Linked DNA regions of Homo sapiens: regions 2 and 3 are each linked to region 1. A link is a contact called in ENCODE Hi-C data. All regions are on one chromosome and are shown on one strand. The core of a region is the stretch at or near the end of the contact, and the rest is flanking DNA. Distances in the headings are between cores, read along the strand shown. Region 1 has its middle 210 kb from the start of EPCART. Region 2 overlaps LINC01934 (long intergenic non-protein coding RNA 1934). Region 3 overlaps UBE2E3 (ubiquitin conjugating enzyme E2 E3).

Evidence for each region. Hi-C counts contacts between places; a loop is a spot of excess contacts on that map. Pooled maps may share reads with other maps.
Region 2: a loop to region 1 is called in a map of B cell, with 3 times the contacts of the local background. The contact joins two enhancer-like sites. A Hi-C loop is called at or near these places in 1 of 168 maps with a recorded cell type or tissue (B cell), 2 of 37 single-sample maps with no recorded cell type and 1 of 50 pooled maps.
Region 3: a loop to region 1 is called in a pooled map, with 2.6 times the contacts of the local background. The contact joins two enhancer-like sites. A Hi-C loop is called at or near these places in 2 of 37 single-sample maps with no recorded cell type and 2 of 50 pooled maps.

What each region holds. Positions count from the first base shown.
Region 1 is chr2:180,332,235-180,336,717 of GRCh38, reverse strand. No RefSeq gene overlaps it. Among named protein-coding and RNA genes, the nearest start is that of EPCART, 210 kb to the right of the region's middle. Within about 2 kb of position 2,042, at least 2 of the 41 ENCODE cell types and tissues checked have a DNase peak (open chromatin) inside an H3K27ac peak, as active enhancers do; they include B cell, where a contact is called at or near this core.
Region 2 is chr2:181,309,853-181,314,335 of GRCh38, reverse strand. All of the region lies in intron 3 of LINC01934 (long intergenic non-protein coding RNA 1934), which reads right to left. Among named protein-coding and RNA genes, the nearest start is that of MIR4437, 6.4 kb to the right of the region's middle. RefSeq lists an enhancer at 1,419-1,468 and a silencer at 4,388-4,483. Within about 2 kb of position 2,300, at least 7 of the 41 ENCODE cell types and tissues checked have a DNase peak (open chromatin) inside an H3K27ac peak, as active enhancers do; they include B cell, where a contact is called at or near this core.
Region 3 is chr2:181,034,473-181,038,955 of GRCh38, reverse strand. All of the region lies in intron 3 of UBE2E3 (ubiquitin conjugating enzyme E2 E3), which reads right to left. Among named protein-coding and RNA genes, the nearest start is that of UBE2E3-DT, 56 kb to the right of the region's middle. Within about 2 kb of position 1,820, at least 2 of the 41 ENCODE cell types and tissues checked have a DNase peak (open chromatin) inside an H3K27ac peak, as active enhancers do.

The DNA.
Region 1 (4,483 bases), core at 793-3,292:
CCATAAATGGGGTTCTTTGTCCCACAGCCATGAAAATTCAGACTCACAGACAATTTAAATGGTGGGTAAGACAGGGTTTTATTGGGTGAAAAGGAAGAAAAGAGGGAAACAGGGACTCTTACAAAGCCAGAGTCCTTGCTAGAGTGCTTTCTGCCAGCAGCTTGGATCCTAGGTTCCACACAAGAAGAGGAGAGGCCAGCATCCTCCCCACTGCAAACTGCACGAACTTCCCGAGGCTCAACCCCAGTGTGCAGCCTGGCTGGAGTTTTTCCAGGGACCCCCTCCCACCTGGCTGTCTCACTTGGTTGGAGATATATATTCAGGTGAGAAGGATGTGGGAATTGAAGTGTAAATGAAAGTAGGACTTCAATAATCAGGAAAGAGAATTCCAGACAAAAGGAAAAGCAGGAGCAAAGTAGTAAAAGTAAACATGAGTTGGTAGTATTAGAACAATAATGAAGGTTAAGGCTCAGGAAAGTGAGGGTTTCTGTGGTTGAGATAGCTAGAGATACCTAGAGATCACATGGCATAAACATTGTGGAAGAAAATTTTGGAAGTTCAGATAAACAATTGAGAAATAGTATATAATGTAAAAAGTAGACTATGATTTAAGATTTGAACTCTCCTATTAGTATTTGTATTGGTATTAGTATTGGCATTAGTATCAGTATTAGTGTTGGTATTGGTATTGAAGGAGGTCAAAAGGTGAGTAAAATATATTTCTTTCCATCAAATAGCTTAGAGTGATAAAGGGATTTGGGAAAATACAATTAAGCATAATCTAAGGCAGTTTGCTAAACACCAATGAAATGGTACTAGTAAAAGTACACCAAGAATTCTAAGTCTTCTGGATGTGAAGGTTTACAGTTTTAATGAAAATGGAGAGATAATTTGAAAAGTAATTCTAAAACCTCTGATCTAAAGTATCTAATACTCTAAGGCTATCTTTTTCTCTAGTATCCAACTCAGCCATAATTCAAGTTCAAATTCTATGTGACTGTAAGATGCCCATTTTCTCTTCATAGCCATCCTTGTCAGATGTCTTGCTTCAGATAAGTGCTTCTGGGAAATCCCCAACTCCCATCATCTCTGGCCATCCTGTTGCTTCTCAGTGAAGCTACTGCTCACTTGAATTCACCTTGGTTCCAATGCCTATACATAGGTCACCCACCTCTTTAGGCTCCCAGGCATATGTAGACAATAAGATGTAGGGATTAAAACTAAGTGGAAGGAAATCTTAAAACTAGATATCAGGTAACAGTACCACAAAACTAAAGATCCCAAGTATCTCTTGATAATGTCCTTAAACAGAAAATTTCATAAGACCCATCTGTCTTCTTCATTCCTGACATGCTAGTCTTTGTACCACTACTCTCCACCAACCGACTTGAGTTTCCCTTATTTCTGTGCTTTTTCTTAAGATCCAGCTTCCCAGTCAGTTTCTAGGTCTTACCACAGAAAGATAAAAATAAACTAATATTAAACTATTTTCCCATTATGAAATAAATTATATTTTATGTAACTGAATACATTATTTAACAGTCGCATCTGTTTTTGGAATCACTAATTTTAGATTTCAAAAGCTGTGGGTAGGACTACATAACTATAAATCTCACTAAAGAGTCTCCCTTAAAGATATAATTTAGCTTTTGCTCTAAAATTCAGAAACTGAGCTGACATGGTGGCTTGCACCTGTAACTTCAACTACTTGGGAGTTGGAATTAAGTAATCCTCCCACCCTGAGGTGTTCGAGACCAGCCTAGGCAACATGGCAAGACCCTGTCTCTAATGACAAAATAAAATAAAATTCAGGAACTGTTGTAATTTTAGAAATATAATTTTTCCTTATTTAAGAAATAGAAATGGTAGCGGTGTTGCTGATGGAAATTTATGCTTTGAAACATCCGTTGAGCTCTCAGTATCTCTTATCAACTATTTTACTGGTTTTTAGTCATCTTTCTGTTCACTTCCTTTTTTCTCTGTTTTTCAATGTCACTTTTGACTCTCTCATACATGCACCCATTCTCACTTCCTCAAAATCTTGATTCCACCTGCCTCATAGATTTTCAAGCTTTTCTAACAATAATCTCCTCTCTCTCTCTCTTTACCTTCTTTCCCCATCCCTTCTTCTTTCTCCTCTCTTGCCTTTCTGTTACTGCCTCTATCATTTCCCATCATTTGGTCTATCGACATTTTCAAGTTTCTACAAATTTAACATGATTCTCGGACTCTGTATCCATCACTTATTCCTATAAAAGTTGTCTCTTTTCTTTACAACCAAACTTTCTGAAAATTGTGGTTTTTGTTTGTCTGATAATAGCATTTCCCTCTGCCTCTTAAATAATAGATTAGCACAATATGGAATTATAGATTGGCATTTTTTCTTTTCTTTTTTTACTTTAATTTTGGGTACATGGTCTATATATTTATAGGGTAAATAAGATGTTTTGAAGTGGACATGCAATGCATAATAATCACATAATGTAAAATGGGGTTTCTGTACCCTCAAGCATTTATCTTTTGTGTTTAAAACAATCCAATTATACACTTCTAGTTATTTTTAAATGTATAATTAAATTATTATTCACAATAGTCACCCTGCTGCACTCTCATCAAATACTAGGTTTTAGTCATTCTTTCTAATTATTTTTTGGTACTCACTAACCATCTCCATTTCCACCCCCCACCTGTCACCCACTACCTTCTCAGACACTGGTAACCACCATTCCATTCTCTATAAGTTCAATTGTTCTGATTTTCAGATTCCACAAACAAGTGAGAACATGCGATGTTTGTCTTTCTGTTACTGGCTTATTTTACTTAATATAATAACCTCCAATTCCATTCGTGTTGTTGCAAATAACAGAATCTAATTATTTTTATGGCTAAATAGTACTCCATTGTGTATAAGTACCATATTTTCTTTATCCATTCATCTGTTGATAGACACTTAGGTTGCATTCAAATTTTGGCTATTGTGAACAGTGCTGCAACAAACATGGAAGTGCTGCTGATTTCCATTCTTTTGGGTATATACCCAGTAGTAGGATTACTGAATCATATGGTAGCTCTATATTTAGTTTTTTAGTAACCTCCACACTGAAGGTTCTCCACAGTTGCTGTACTAATTTACATTCCTACCAACAGTGTACCAGAATTCCTTTTCTTCTACATCCTCACCAGCATTTGTTATTGCTTGACTCTTAGGTAAAAGCCATTTTGACCCAGGTGAGATGATATTTCATTGTAGTTTTGATTTACATTTCTCCAATGATCAACTGTGTTGAGCACCTTTTAGTATGCCTGTTTGCCGTTTGTTTGTCTTCTTTTGAGAAATGTCTATGCAAGTCTTTTGCGCATTTTTTCATTAGATTATTAGAATTTATTCCTACAGGGTTTTTGAGCTCTTTATATATTCTGGTTATTAATTCCTTGTCAAATGGGTAGTTTGCACATATTTTCTTCCATTCTGTGGATTGTCTCTTCACTTTGTTGGTTGTTTTGCTGTGCAGAAGCTTTTTCACTTGATGTGATCCCATTTGTCCATTTTTGCTTTGGTTGCCTGTGCTTGTTGGGTATTACTCAAGAAAGTTTGGTCCAGATCAATGTCTTGGAGGTTTTCCCCAGTATTTTCTTATAGTATTTTCATAGTTTGAGGTCTTAGATTTATCTTTAGTCAATTTTCATTTGATTTTTTTGTATAAGATAATAGAGAGGAGCCTAGTTTCATTTTTCTGCATATCAATATCCAGTTTTCCCAGTACCATTTATTGAAGAGACTGTCTTTTCCTCAGGGTATGTTTTTGGCATACCTTTTCCTCGGGGTATGTTCTTCCTCATACCCTTTTCCTCACGGTGTGTTCTTCCTCAGGGCATGTTCTTTATAAAAAATGAGTTAACTGTAGGTGTGTGGATTTGTTTCTGGGATCTCTATTCTGTTCCATTGGTCTACATGTCTGCTTTTATGCGAGTACCATGCTGTTTTGGCTACTATAGCTCTGTGGTAAAATTTGCAGTCAGGTAATGAGTTTCCTCCAGTTTTGTTTTTTTTGCTTAGGATAGCTTTGACTATATTAAGTCTTTTGTGGCTTCACATTAATTTTAGGATTTTTCTTTTATATTTCTGTGAAGAATGTAATTGATTTTTCATAAAAATTGTATTAAATTTGTAGATTTGAGGATTTTGGGCATATTAACAATATTGATTATTTCCATCCATGAACATGAAATATCTTTCCCTTTTTTGTGTGTCTTCTTCAATTTCTTTCATCAGTGTTTTTATAGAGATTATTCACTTCTCTGTTTAATTCCTGGGTATTTAATTTTGTTTGTGACTATTGTAAATGAAATTATTTTTTATATCTTTTTCAGATTGTTCACTGTTGGCATACAGAAACGTTACTAATTTTTGTATGTTGATTTTATACCTTGCAACTGTACCAAATTTATCAGTTTTAATAGTTTTTTTATGGAGTTTAGAGGT
Region 2 (4,483 bases), core at 1,051-3,550, 980 kb before region 1:
TTGTCCAAATAGTGTCTTAAAAGAAAAAACAGAGGCAAAAACTCAGCACTGTGAATGAATGTCTTCTCTGAGAATCTTCCTTTCTTTATGATTAATATTAATCTTATCATCATATAAGTTCTTTCTGAATACAATGAATGAATGAATAAATAAATAAAATATGGAACAGGTATGAGATGAGTGAGTGAGAAAGGGAGAGAGACCCTAAAAATAAAAAAGTAAGAGGAACACTGGGGAAATAATAGCTAAAGAAAAGGGTAGTGAGAGCAGATGACTCATTGAAAAAGAAAGCACATCATTAATAATATTTATAGGTCTACAGTCTCTAATAATGGATAATGATAAAACTACCCAGGTCATATGCCTTCTAGGAGTGTTCTGTGTGTTCGTCTCCAGAGTGACACAATGGGGTAATATCCCAAAATTTGGTAAAGTATCAGTTGTATATTATTTTCTTTGTCATGTCACACACATAATATTTAGGTTATATTACCTCATTTCAAAAATTATGGTTCTTTGTCTTTCTCTTATGTTCTATTATATCTGAATACCAGACCTAAAATGATTTCTCATTAGATAAAGTTGTAGCTGTGCTAAAAAGAAATTCTATATGAGAAAATTAACTTGACACGAGGAAAGGTTTGTAGATGTTTACCTATGTAAAATTAAGTACCCAAATCAGGAAACAGGAGAGAAAATAAAATGGATTTTATACTTGCTGTAAAGTAAATCAAAAGCATACTCAAATCTGAACGAATTTCCAAATTGTATGACTTTAGGGAATTTTCTTTTAAGCAAATATTTGATCTACACATTGATATTGCACTTCTGCACTGTACTATAAAATACAAAATTTCATAACTGACATAACTATTCTTTGTCTGTAATGTGTAATTTCACAAGTCCTTTGTCACAATCAGACATCTGTATGCTGTGTCTTATGATCAGGAAGAGAAAAGACAATGAAGCTAAAGAGGCCACCCAGAGTAAAAGAACGAAAGAGAGAGAGAGAAAGAGAAAGAAAGAAAGAAAGAAAGAAAGAAAGAAAGAAAGAAAGAAAGAAAGAAAGAGAGAGAGAGAGAGAGAGAGAGAGAAAGAAAGAAAGAAAGAAAGAAAGAAAGAAAGAAAGAAAGAAAGAAAGAAAGAAAGAAAGAAAACCCTGAAAGTTGTTTGTGTTCATTGAAATTTAAGATACGCCAAAGTGCCTCATTGAAAGAGAGAAAACTGTAGAAGACTGAGCAAAAAGCTGGTCTTCCTACTATATAATGTTGAGACTTTTTTTTTTTTTAATGTAAAGTGATTGTAATCACTTGCTCGAATAAAGAAATCTCATCACTCTGGCAACACACTTAACAAACTAAAGAAAAACAAATAATGGAAATCACAGCGTGAGAAAGCTGTACTTGAAATATGCACTTGAGTGTTAGCATCTCTGAACTTTCAGCAGAGTCCTGATTTCGAAGATGGTGACCCAGAGCATGGAGCAGGTGTGAGCCTGGTGACTTTTGCCATGTTCTTTTTTTAGAGTCTGCTGCTGGTATCACTTTTGTCTTTGCCTCTTTAGTCGATTTCCTCATTTGATTGGGTGATTTCTAGAACCTTCTCCAGCTCTCACATTGTTTAACCCTGTACGACAACCTCTTTGGGGTAGCTATAGTGTGACAGGAAACACTAGTAGAGGGGAATTCACCTCTGCTGACCATTGACCCACATTTCCATCCCCGCAAACCACACTTACCCAATACAATTCTCTTTTGCGGATAAACGAGCTAATGATCAGAGAAGTTGAGTAGCTTTCCTTACTCGGCTGAGGGACTGGGAAAGCTGAAAGTCCAGTCAGTCATTTATGGCCCCATAGAACATTTGCTCTCTCTATACCAGCATTAACATTTTATTTGACTTTGCCCAAAATTGTCTATGAAGATCTGATTTAAACAATCTTTAGATTACCAGAAATTCTTATAAAATTCTGATTTCCTCCTTTTGTTGCTGTTGAGCCCTCCATCTGATGTTCTGCTTTCCTGAGACGTGTTTACTTAAACCATTGAGAGTGTATGTTTCCTCAAAGACATATTTCTCCAGAGAAAGGCTGAAAATACTATTTTAAGAAAGCTATCATTTTCTTGAGGCAGGTGGATAAATATATTTATGTCTGCTTTTGTTTTTTACTCCCTATTATCTAAAAACAATACTCCGAGGTTTATGTAAATTAGAGTGAACTTTTGCAGAGGGAAAAGCCTTTGCAAGAAATACCGATTACAAGCTGCAGTTCTCCTCCCTGATCACGCCCCACCCTTAGCAGCTGCTTCTGCTTCTTCTAAGCATCTACATCCAGCACTGGGGCATTTAATCTTCTGGTTTGGAGCTGAACATCAGGGTGCAACCAGCCCTCCTACTATACATATGTAATAGAATTAATACGGATTGGAAATAAAAAGACTAGTCATCCCTCAGGCACTGTACTAGACATTGATGTGAACTAAACAGACTTGGACCTCTCCTGGAGGAGCTTAGAGTATAGGGCAGGATCATCCAGTAGCGTCCCCACACACCTTGTATGACTATTTAAACATAAATTAATTCAAATTAAATAGAATTTAAAACTAAGTTTCTCAGTCACACATTGGCCTAATTCAAAGGCTCAATAGTCACATATGGACAGTGGCTTCCCTAATGGACAGCCCGGATTTTAGAACATTTCCATCAATACAGAAAGTTGTAATGAACAATGCTGGTAAAATCTATCACTAGAAGCATGGAATAAAATCAAGGTTCACCTGCCAGGACAGTAACACCAAGTCAGTGCAGGAGAGAAATCCCCAAAAATGGGTTTTCAGGTTTGGCAGAGAACTTGGAAATAGATGTAAATGTACAGATATGCACATACATACCCAAGTTCAATATGTACCTGGATCTATTTCTAGAATTTCCATTCAGTTCCACTCATCAGTCTTTTTATCATGAGCTGGTGACACACTGTTTAAAAGATTTATAGTATAAAAAGATTTAAGTATAAAAGATTTATACTAGGTTTTAACATTTGTTATAACTAGTTCCCACTTACAGCTTTTCTTTTTAGTGTTTTTTTTTTTTTTTTTTTTTTTTTGAAACAGGGCCTCACTCTGTCACCCAGCCTGCTGGAGTGCTCACTGCCTGGCTCACTGCAACCTTGACCTCCCAGGCTCAAGTGATTCTCCTGCCTCAGCCTCCTGAGTAACTGGGACCACACTTGGTTATTATTATTTTTTTTAATGTTTTGTAGAGACAGGGCCTCACTAATGTTGCCTAGGCTGGTCATAAACTCCTGGGCTCAAGCAGTCCTCTCACCAAGGCCTCGCAAAGTGCTGGGATTATAGGCATAAGCCACCATGCCAGGCCCTATTCTTGTGTATGTATTTTTCTGCATAAACTTTAAAATAAACTTGTCTAGCTTCATAAAAACGCATGTTGATATTTTTATTGTACTTTTCATTTTTTCACATATTTTTGTTTGAAATATTTTTCCATATTTTAACCTGATTTTTTTTTCAGAGTATCTTTGGTTATAACATAGATTGCTATTTTTCTTTATAAAATGCAATTTTGGTAATAAATAATAAATTAATACATCCATGTTATGAATTAGTTTTCTTTTTTCATTTTATAAAATTTTAATTGAACTAAAACAAATATAACATTTTATACCTTTTTAAGTGTACAGTTTAGTAGTACACTATACTAAATCTATAGCAGAATTATGAGAGTTTTATATACCATCATTATGATAACAGTCTTATACTTGTATATATATTTACCTTTTATAGAGAGCTTTATATTTTCCTATGGTTTCATATGAAATCATATTATTTCATTGTTTCATTTTTCAATGTGAAGAATTCACTTTAGCATTTTTTTCTTTTATCATTACTTATTTATCTATTTTTAGTTCTGGGATATATGTGCAGGAGTGCAGGTTTGTTACATAGGTAAATGTGTGCCATAGGAAATAGTTATTTTCAACATCAAAATTATGTAAATAATATTTATTGAGCCTATTTTATATTAAGAACATTATATGTATTCTTAAATCCTCACAAATATAAAATATAAATTATTATCTATTTTATAGACAAGAAATCTGAAGCATGTAGAGATTAAGCCACTTGTCTAGAATATTTAAGCTGGGTCTATCTAAAATTAGAGCTCTGCACATATTGAAAACGTGAACTACTGCTTATTTTATAAAGTAACATTTATCAGAGTCCAAGTCATACAAAATTCCATAAAGAGAATGCATTTGGTTTCACTTGTGTTATAACAATCAGAAGAAAGATAGAATAATTATTTTTACTGAATTTGATTTTAAATGGTTGGTGACCACTAAAATGCATACGATAGTCTACAATGAAATAATATCAGACTCAAGAAAGTTGTGTTCCAGCCCCGTCATTATTACTGCTTAGCCAGGCATGTTTTGAGGGGATAGTTAATCCCTCTCTGTAGC
Region 3 (4,483 bases), core at 571-3,070, 700 kb before region 1:
TGAGAGTTTCAACGGCTACACATCCTTCCTCATCCTGTTTTTTTATAATTATTTTAACCATTCTAGTCAGTATGTAGTTGTATTTCATCGTGGTTTTAATTTGCATTTTTCTAACGACTAATGATGTGTAAGCACCACTGTTATTCATACAGCTTCATCAGTAACATCTCTATTCAAATCTTTTGTCCATTTTAAATTGGTTTGTCTATTAAGATATAAGACTTGTATGTTAAGACTTGCATGTTCTGGATACAAGTCTTTTATCAGACAGAGGTTTTCAAATTATTTTCTCCCTTTCTGTGATTTGCCTTTTCATCTTCTCAACAGTGTCTTTTACTTTAAGTTCCACCTGCCAATTATTTTATTTCTTGCTTTTGTCCTAAGAGATTTTTACTTAATCCAAGGGCATAAAATTTTGCTCTTACATTATATTCTAGAAGTTATAGCTTTAGCTCCTACATTTAGGTCAATGACCCATTTTGAATTAATTTTTGTATGGTCATGTGTCACTTAATGTTTAACAACAAGAATATGACCTCAGAAATGTGTCATTCGGGGATTTTGTCATTTTTCAAACATCATAGCGTATTTACACAAAGCTAGATGGTACAGCCTACTACACACTTAGGTTATATGGTATAGCCTATTGCTCCCAGGCTACAAACTCACACAGTATGTTATTATATAGAATACTGTAGGCAACTGTAAAACAATGTGATTTGTGTATCTAAACACACAGGAAAGGTACAGTAAAAATGATATAAAAGATAAAAAGTGGTACACTTGTATTGGGCACTTACCACAATGGAGCTTTCAGGACTGGAAGTTGGTCTGGGTGAGTCAGGGGTGAGTAGTGAAGGCGTAGGATGTATCTGTGCACTACTGCAGGCTTTATAAACACTTAGGCTATACTAAATTTATACAAAAATACTTTTCTTCCACAATAATAAATTAACTTTAGCTTACTATAACTTTTATTTTGTGCTTAGAGACAAGATCTGACTTTGTCACTCAGACCAGAGTGCAGTGGTATGATCATAGTTCACTGCAATCTTGAACTCCTGGGCTCAAGTGGTCCTCCCACCTCAGCCTCCCAAGCACCTGGGACTACAGGCATATGCCACCATGCCCGCTAATTTTTAAATTTTTTGTAGAGATGGTGTCTTGCTATATTGCCCAGGCTGGCCTCAAACTTCTGGCCTCAAATAATCCTCCCCCCTTAACCTCCTAAAAGTGCTGGCATTACAGGTGTGAGCCTGGCTGTAACTTTTTTACTATGTCAACTTAAAATTTTTTTTTAACTTTCTGATTCTTCTGTAGTAACACTGAGCTTAAAACACAAACACAGTGTATAGCTGTACAAAAATATTTTCCTTTGTATTTGTCTATAAGCTTTTTTATTTTTAAAAGTTATTTTATTTAATTTTTTAAACTTTTTTTGTAAAAACTAAGACACAAACATACACATTAGCCTAGGCTCACACAGGCTCAGGAGCATATATATCACTACTGTCTTCCACCGCCACATCCTGTTCCACTGTAGGGTCCTCATGAGCAATAACATACACATAGAGCTGTCATCTCCTATAACAATGCCTTCTCCTGCAATACCTCCTGAAAGAACTGCCTGAGGCTGTTTTAGAGTTAACTTTAAAAAAATAAGGAGTACACTCTAAAATAACAATAAAAAGTACAGTAAATACATAAACCAGGAACACAGTTGTTTATTATCAAGTATGTACTACATATAATTATATTTGCTGGCAGCACAAGTTTGTTTCCACCAGCATCACCACAAACATGTGAGTAATGCACTGTCTGACGATGCTACGATGACTACAACCTCAATTAGGTGACAGGAATTTTTCAGCTCTATCATAATCTTCTGGAACCACCATTATATATGAGGACTGTTGTTCATCAAAATGTCATTATACAATGCATAACTATGGATGATGTGAGGTCACAATCAAGGTTCAATACAGTAAGTCTTCGCTTAATGTTGTGGATAGGTTCTTGGAAACTGCAACTTTATGTGAAATGACATATACTGAAACCAATTTAACCACAGGCTAATTGACATAAACAAGATTTAAGTTCCTATGTCATATTTCTGGTCACAACATCACCAAAATTTACTAAATAAAGACCAAAATATTTCTAATATCAAGCATTGAAATAAATGTGAGCTATACATACAGTTAAGAAAAGTTAATAAAAAACAAGTTAGAGTATTGTTTACCCACTTATTCCAGTTCAGGGTAGAGGGTGGCTGAAGAGTTCCAGCAGCCCAGGGCACAGGGTGTGAACCATCCCTGGACAGGATGCTCCTGCATCACTGGGCACACTTTCACATAACCCCCACACCCCCTCACTCACTCAGGTGGGGACAATTTAGGCACACCAATTCACTTAACATGCACATCTCTGAAATTTAGGAGGGAACCAGAATACACGGAGAAAGCCCACACAGACACGGGAGAAGATGCAAACTCCACACAATGGCCCCTGCCAGGAATCAGGTTTTTTCCTCATGAACGTTGTAAGTACAATACAATGTTGAATGAACCATTATTCAAGGACCTGCTGTATTTTGTGTATAGATACTCAGTTATTCTAACACTTTATGTCGAAATCCTTTCCCTACTGAATTACCTTGGCATTTCTGCTGAAAATCAACTGACCATTTATGTGTGGATCTACTTCTGGGCTCCTTATTCTGTTTCACTGATCTATATGCCCAACCCATGCCAATACCACACTATTTTGATTACTCTATGTTTACCTAGTACGTCAGAATCAAGTAGTATGAGTCCTCCAACTTCGTTCTTTCTTTGCAAAAATTAGAATGTACAAGATGTTGCCTGTTGCCTGCTGTGAGCCAAGTCCTTCATTCTGTCCATTTCAATAAGGAATTTGGTATTTCAAACATACCACTCAAGAAATCAGGATTGACTTTACTGTTTGAAGAATGCACTGTACTGACATCACTTACCACATTGGAGGCTTACTTTATACCTATAGAGTTCAACACCAAACAAAATAAATCTTAAATTCTGAGACAGCTGGCCATTAAATTATGAGTAAAATTCATCATCAGCTTATATTACCTATTATGTGACCTTCCTCTGTTCCTGTGGTAAAAACCCTTGGGAACAATCAAGTACAACTATATATCAGGGGTGTCCACACTAAAAAAAGAATTGTCTTGGGTCACATATAAAATACACTAACATTAATGACACCCGATGAGCTTAAAAAAAATTGCAAAAAAAATCTAATAATGTTTCAAGGAAGTTTTCGAATTTGTGTTGGGCTAGAAAAACGTCCTGGGACGCATGTGACCCACGGGTCATGGGTTGAACAAGCTTGCTATGTATCATTACTAATATATTACTAATGAGCTTAGCATTGCATGCTTTTTACATGTTTATTAAAGTATACATATATAATATTACTAAGAGTAATATATAATACATCTACTGAAAGTAATATATATCACTAGTAAGAGTAGTTATTACTATTTAAAAAGTAATTCATATTTTTTATAAATACATTTTAAAATAAAGAACATGGTAACATTTCCATGACAATGACAAAAGCTGTGTTTAAGTTCAAAAAGAAAAATCAGCAGCTGACAGTACTACTGCAACCCTTGAAAGAATAGTTCAGAAAAAGGAATATACATTTATAGCCTTACATCATGCAAATCATAGTATAATAGGTGTAGGTTTTACTTTGTAGGTTTCACTTTTTACAATTCAAAAGGTTATCCCTTATATAGAATGCATATAAATATTAAAACAAAACAGTTATTTTGCTGTAATGTACATTAATTTTAAAATATGAATACTAACCATAAAGCACCTAAGTGATCCGAATAGTTTACAAATGACTTGTATATTTATTATGTAGCTTTTCCAAGGCGGATTTTGCCATTTATCTAAATAGAATCACCTAAAATATTAGTTGTCTTTCCCCTTTCTCTAATAGTTCCTAAATTAAAAGTATCAAACTAATCTTCCCTAATGTTAGTATTTCATATTCTTCAAATATGTTAACTTTTTAAATTCTTCAAATTTTTCAAATTCTAATTTTTTTCTATTACTCAAATCATTTCACCTGTTGAAAGCCACATTTGTTCATGGAAACTTGTTCTTTAGAAACCTGAATATAAATAGAAATGAAATAAAATTCAAGGTTCACACTAAACTTTAAGCTGGACATAAAATGGTATTCTGACATGCTAGTTCCAGGAAATTTCTTTTTAATTTTTTTTATTATACTTTAAGTTCTAGGGTACATGTGCACAACGTGCAGGTTCGTTACATATGTATACATGTGCCATGTTGGTGTGCTGCACCCATTAACTTGTCATTTACATTAGGTGTATCTCCTAATGCTATCTCTCCCCGCTCCCCCCACCCCACGGTAGGTCCCGGTGTGTGATGTTCCCCTTCCTGTGTCCAAGTGTTCTCATTGT